Regions from separate parts of the Homo sapiens genome. Here region 1 is linked to region 2. A link is a contact called in ENCODE Hi-C or POLR2A ChIA-PET data. All regions are on one chromosome and are shown on one strand. Each heading gives the region's core, a stretch centred on a gene start or an enhancer-like site at or near the end of the contact. The rest is flanking DNA. Distances are from core to core; before and after follow the strand shown.

Evidence for each region. A loop is a pair of places that touch in the nucleus more often than their neighbours do. ChIA-PET counts read pairs that join two places held with the same protein, here RNA polymerase II (POLR2A). Pooled maps may share reads with other maps.
Region 1: a map with no recorded cell type shows a loop between it and region 2 (2.9-fold over the local background). The contact joins two enhancer-like sites. A Hi-C loop is called at or near these places in 11 of 37 single-sample maps with no recorded cell type and 5 of 50 pooled maps. POLR2A ChIA-PET finds 5 or more read pairs at or near these places in 3 of 52 experiments (H1, OCI-LY7 and T-cell).

Annotation. Positions count from the first base shown.
Region 1 is chr1:113,189,988-113,192,687 of GRCh38, forward strand. No RefSeq gene overlaps it. Among named protein-coding and RNA genes, the nearest start is that of LRIG2, 120 kb to the left of the region's middle. RefSeq lists an enhancer at 2,228-2,337. Within about 2 kb of position 1,420, at least 3 of the 41 ENCODE cell types and tissues checked have a DNase peak (open chromatin) inside an H3K27ac peak, as active enhancers do.
Region 2 is chr1:113,139,825-113,142,583 of GRCh38, forward strand. No RefSeq gene overlaps it. Among named protein-coding and RNA genes, the nearest start is that of LRIG2, 68 kb to the left of the region's middle. RefSeq lists a cis regulatory region at 702-1,602 and an enhancer at 982-1,151. Within about 2 kb of position 1,292, at least 10 of the 41 ENCODE cell types and tissues checked have a DNase peak (open chromatin) inside an H3K27ac peak, as active enhancers do.

The DNA.
Region 1 (2,700 bases), core at 170-2,669, 50 kb after region 2:
AAGGTGGTCATTTCTCAAAGTGATGTCCTTGAACTGATGTCATCCCTTCTCCTACCATAATTTCAGCTCTCCCTGTGGGCAGCTGCATCCCGAGTCTGTGTCTAGCTCTAACCTCCCCTTGGATTTCAGACCCTAATTCCAAGTTGCTTTCTAGACACCTCTTCCTGAGTCACTTCACCCCTAAAACCAACCTTCTCTCCTACGTGAAGAGTTATAAAACATGGCTTCTGCCCCCGGGAGCTCATAACTTAGTCAGAGAGACACACATGCAGATTTTGAAATGTTCTGAGAGCTAATTAACATGAAAGGTGATGTTATAATGAGAGTCATGCCACATGACAAAATGTTAAGGAGTGGCACTAATCACACTGTTCTTACTCACAGTAGAGAGAAGTTGTGGGCTCCATTGCCCAGGAATGGTCTTATAGAACCTGGGTCCCATCAGTGAGGAGGAACAGAAAGGGGTGTGCATTCCAGACATGCAGGGTAAGGAAGGACCTTTCAAAGAACATTCTTTTAACCTACATTCAGCCACGCCGGGAATGATGCTTCTTGACCTGAGGTAGAACTGCTCCCTTAGGGAGATTTTGGAGGCCCTTTTGTTGTTAATTGTTACAATGACTGGGGGATGCTAGCAGCATTTAGCGCCTGGAACTCAGAAATGATAAATGTCCTGCAATGAGCGGGTTAGTCCCATGTCCAGCCAGTAGTGCCTAGGTTGAAAAACAACACATGTGGGGTAATGGGACATTGACTCTTCCCTGTCGTCTCCATGCTCCCAAGAACTCCATTCTGGCTTGTGAAAAACTAGTAATGGAATTACTCGTATATGAAAATAACTAATGCCCGATAGACAAACCAAACAGTTGCCTAGGGCACCAGCAAACAGAGAGAAAGAAGGATAAGTTCAGCTGTAATGAGCTTATTCACAATTTTGCAGGCAGAAAATCTAGAAAGTTGCTTTTTAAAATTTTAGCATAAACTTTCATGTTAAACCAAAAAATAAAATTTTATTTTGAATTTCATGTGCTATAAAATTTTATTTTGAATTTCATGTGCGAGTCCCTGGAAACTTGTCAGTGCTTAGGGCAATAAAGACATTAATCAGGTTGTAGGAGTATCCCATAAAAAAGCTATAAATGTGTGATTGAGGAGTTGCTGGAAATATTCACGATGCTGACAAGGCTCATCTCAGGGAGGCAAGACTGAAAAGGAATGTAATTAGGAAATCTAATCGGTGGAGCTCTATGTTGTCTGGGGGAAGACTGTAAACAGATGATGAGAGACCAGTCACTGGTCTGTTGGTCAACAAATACTTATCCACTAACTACTGTGTCCCAGGCACTGGGCTGGGCACTGGGATACAGTGGAGAACAAGACAAGTCCCTTCCTTCAGTGTGTTTACATTCTGGAGTTGGGGAGGGAAAAACAGACAAAAATACCACAGACACAGACCCATTTATACACACCCAGACAGACACGCAGGTGATCACAGGTCAGCAGAAAGCCTAGAGAACAGTGAGTCAGAACCATTTTGCAAGTTTTTCCAGCCCTCTCAGGGGAGGTCAGTGGCCACTTGATGATGGGATCCCCAGGTCTCAGCAGGGTTGGTGAAAAGGAACCTTGAGGCTACCTACCTTCCCTTGTCCCTGCATACCCTGTCCTAGCCCAAGGCGCCGAACCTGGCAGCGGCATCCTGTGTGGGGCAGTGTGGTGGGCGGTGCCCAGCGCTAGGAAAATCCCCAGGGTCACAGCTGGGGAATCTGAGCCCTACTCAAATCTGGGTGGCTAGGAGCAGAACTTGACCAGGGGAAGGAGGCGTACGAAGATCCTGATTGCACACCAGGTAAACGGTTGGAGCGTGTGTTCTTGCCTTATTGGCTGTTGGGCTTGCGGGGGTGTGGTCTGATTTAAAGGAACTGGGAATTATTTTATGAACAATTCAGCCTGGTGTCAGAAGTGTGTGACTCAGAGTCCCAACAGGAAACAGATGTCACACTCATTAGAGTAACTCAAGGAGGGTGAATTTAACAAAGGTGTGGGTGAAGTCGTGGGAACCAGAAGGGATGTTGGGGTGTTTTTGCAGCCCGTAAGCTGAGCTGTATACCACCCCAGGCCCAAGTGAAAGGGGAGGGAGTGGACATTGAAACCAGGAAGTAAAAAAGTCATGTAGAGGAAGGTAGAGATGACAAGGTTACCTTGAGAGAGACTGAGGGGCACAGCCAGCCTTGGGCCTCCTCATGGGGAGGCAAGGTCCTTATGGGGGACCCTGTTCCTCTGCTCTGCAGTATTTGTGAGCTCCCCATTGGCCAAACCCAGTGAAAAGTCAGAGGACAGAGTGAGCAGAAAATAAGCAGGGCATGGTGACCAGTAGCCAAGGATGCAGGCAGTCCTGTAACACCCTCCATTGTAAACCAGGAACCCTGTCTCCCATGAGGTTAGCTAGCTTCAGGAAGAAAGAGGAACTATGCACCAGCCTGGCGTCTGCCCTGATGTGACTCTTATCTTGCCTACCTAACTCCATCAGGTACACAATGTTCCCCTTTGGAGCTGTCTACTTCTTTCTCCCCATGCCACACTACCTGTGGCCACCACCCTCTCTTGCCTGAATTTCTCTAACAACTTTGCCGTCTCATCCAGTCCTCTTTTTTTTTTTTGAGATGGAGTCTCACTCTGTCACCCAGACTAGAGTGCAGTGGT
Region 2 (2,759 bases), core at 42-2,541:
TTTGAGACAGAGTCTCACTCTGATGCCCAGGCTGGAGTGCAGTGGTGCGATCTTGGCTCACTGTAGCTTCTGCCTCCCGGGTTCAAGTGATTCTCGTGCCTCACCCTCCCAAGTAGCTGGGATTACAGGCACCTGTCACCACATCCGGCTCATTTTTGTATTTTTAGTAGACAGACGGAGTTTTGCCATGTTGGCCAGGCTAGTTTTGAGCTCCTGACCTCAGGTGATCTGCCCGCTTTGGCCTACCAAAGTGCTGGGATTACAGGCGTTGAGCCACCATGCCCGGCCTTGATGCTCATTTTGAACTATCAACTTACCTTCGATGCCTTTGTAGACTCATCCAACTACTTCCCAATAAATGGTCCAGGATTAATGGGTATTCATGTTCAGTGTAGGGCATCTAATTCCAGAAATGTAAGCCAAATTAGCAAACTCTCCTAAAAAGGACATCCTATCTTCTGCTGAGCTGTCTTCCCAAGCTAGCCAACGTGTCTGAATTTGGGCATGAAAGAAGAGGAGCAGATGGGCTGGGGTCTGACATGCAGGGCAAACTGGAGGGTTTTCTTGGCATATTTGTTCTTCAAATCTAGACTTTAGAATATGTGAGAAACAGTGACATTCTCACATTGGTCCCAAGCCATGGAGGAAATCCTGCCCCATTGAGAAGTGGAGACATTTCAGCCCTTGCATATCTCATCAGCAAACCACAGGGTTGGTGAAGGGACTGATGGAGTCCTTTTAAAGGTCTTGTGCCATTTTCTTGCCTTTTTATCTTTTTGTTCAAAGATAACTCTTGTTTTGTTTTCTATCTTGAGGCAAAATTGAAAACTTGGCCTACACATTGGTTTGGGCTAGAACTGGCCTCTAGGTGGCGATTCAGTACAGAGAATGGTGGTGGCTGGCGTCACCTCGAGCCACCATTTCTCAGAGATACCATTATATAAGGGGATTCATGAGAAATCGGGCATCACAATAGAGGGACAGCTTGGCCTTTGTCACTTTTCAAGCTGGGATCCTGAAGAGGTTGGGGTGCATGGGGAGCAGCGAAAGCACCTAGTCTCAAGCAACATAACACGAGTTTAAGGCCCCCACTAGGACGGAGTCCAGAGTAGTCTGGCAACGGTTGCAAGGTTTGGACTTGGCCTGCTAGGAGAGTGAGCCCTGAGCTTCAGGCTTGGTTCCCTCACTCCTGTGAGGCCTCACTCAGGCTCACAGCCCCTGATGGAGCACTCAGCTTGGCGGCTGCCTGCCCGAGGTCTCCAGAAAAGGCAGCCAGCTCCTAGTTGAAGTCCTCCCACTTTACTTCCCCTTCCTTCCCCCTGCCACTCCCTCTCTTCTCCTTCACCCCTCCTTCCCTTCTGCCTCCCGTTCCCTCTGCTTCCTCCTTCTTCCCCCTCTTCCCCACCTCCTCACACACCCCATTCTCACCTTCTGCTATTTACAAAGCCCTTTCCCCTGTATGATCTCATTTGCTGCTCACAGACTCCTAGGGAAGAGGGACAGGTTGAGCCCTCCCTCACTCCCTGGCACACTTTGAGGACACAGTGCGGAAGTGCTTATAAAGATCCCGTTATCTGACTGTCACCACCAGCAAATAGTGAGTACCTTAGGGCAACTATTGAATTCAAATTAGTGCATGTTGCTTGGCATGGAGGAGGTCTCAAAATTATTTACTGAATGAATAAATATTTATAGTTGCAAAGAACTGAATCAAGGGACAGTAGGTGGTAGAGTCCATTCTAGAAGTTAGGCTTCATACTTGTAGGACCTACGACATTGCTGCACTAGGTACTAAATATGTCACCATTTTCTAGTAAAAAATACAGTATGTAAGTGCATAAAGGGACCCATGCAGAACTGTTTGCATATCTGGCTCTCAACCACATGAAACTACTCTGGCACCAGTCTGCTGTCTGTCAGGGGACACTAGGAGCTGTGGGTGGATCTAGGGGAGCAGCTGGCCTTTCTGAGGCCTTCCTTAAAGTATGGGATAGACACTGGGCCCCTCAGCTATCAAAACCCTTCTGTCTTTAGCTGATCTAACATATTGAGATAAAAAGCACCACCCAGTTATTACTCATCCCACTCCATTCCAATCCATGAATCAGCACTTTTTGTTTTTTGCTTAAATGTACATATTTCAGGCAGTTTAGGACTCTGCGATGAGACTATATAGGTTCAAATCCTAGCTCTACCACTTCCTAGCTGTTGAGGCTTGGGTAGGTCATTTAACCTCTTTGTGCCTCTATTTCTCATCTTTTAAATGATAAGAGTATTTAACTCATAACATTACTGTGGGGATTTAGAGAGTTAATATATAGAAAACAATGAGAACAATGCCTGGCAATAAGTCAGAGCTAGGAAGTGTTCACCCAATCTCTCGTTACGGTTTCCTGGGTTTGAGAATTGGTTTGTGTTCAACTGATGGAGGCACTTCATGATTTTGTAGAATTCCCTGGAATGCTCTCATTTTAGCTGTGAGGTTTCAACATTTTCCCACTCAGTTACAGCTTTCTTGAGGCCTAAAGAAGACAGGAAGCAACTTGAAGTGTATTTTTCTGCTAATGAGGGCTGTGGCATTTGTTTCATATACAGCATCCCCAGGTGGCTCCAGACAGAATTCAAGGGCTTTTTTCTCTACGGCAGTGCTTACCACTTAACACACAGTAGGTATTAAATAAATGCTTGTGCCAGAAAGAGAGGAAGGAAGATGCAGTACAGAGGAAAACATTAATTAGTACATAGTAGTTTACACGGAC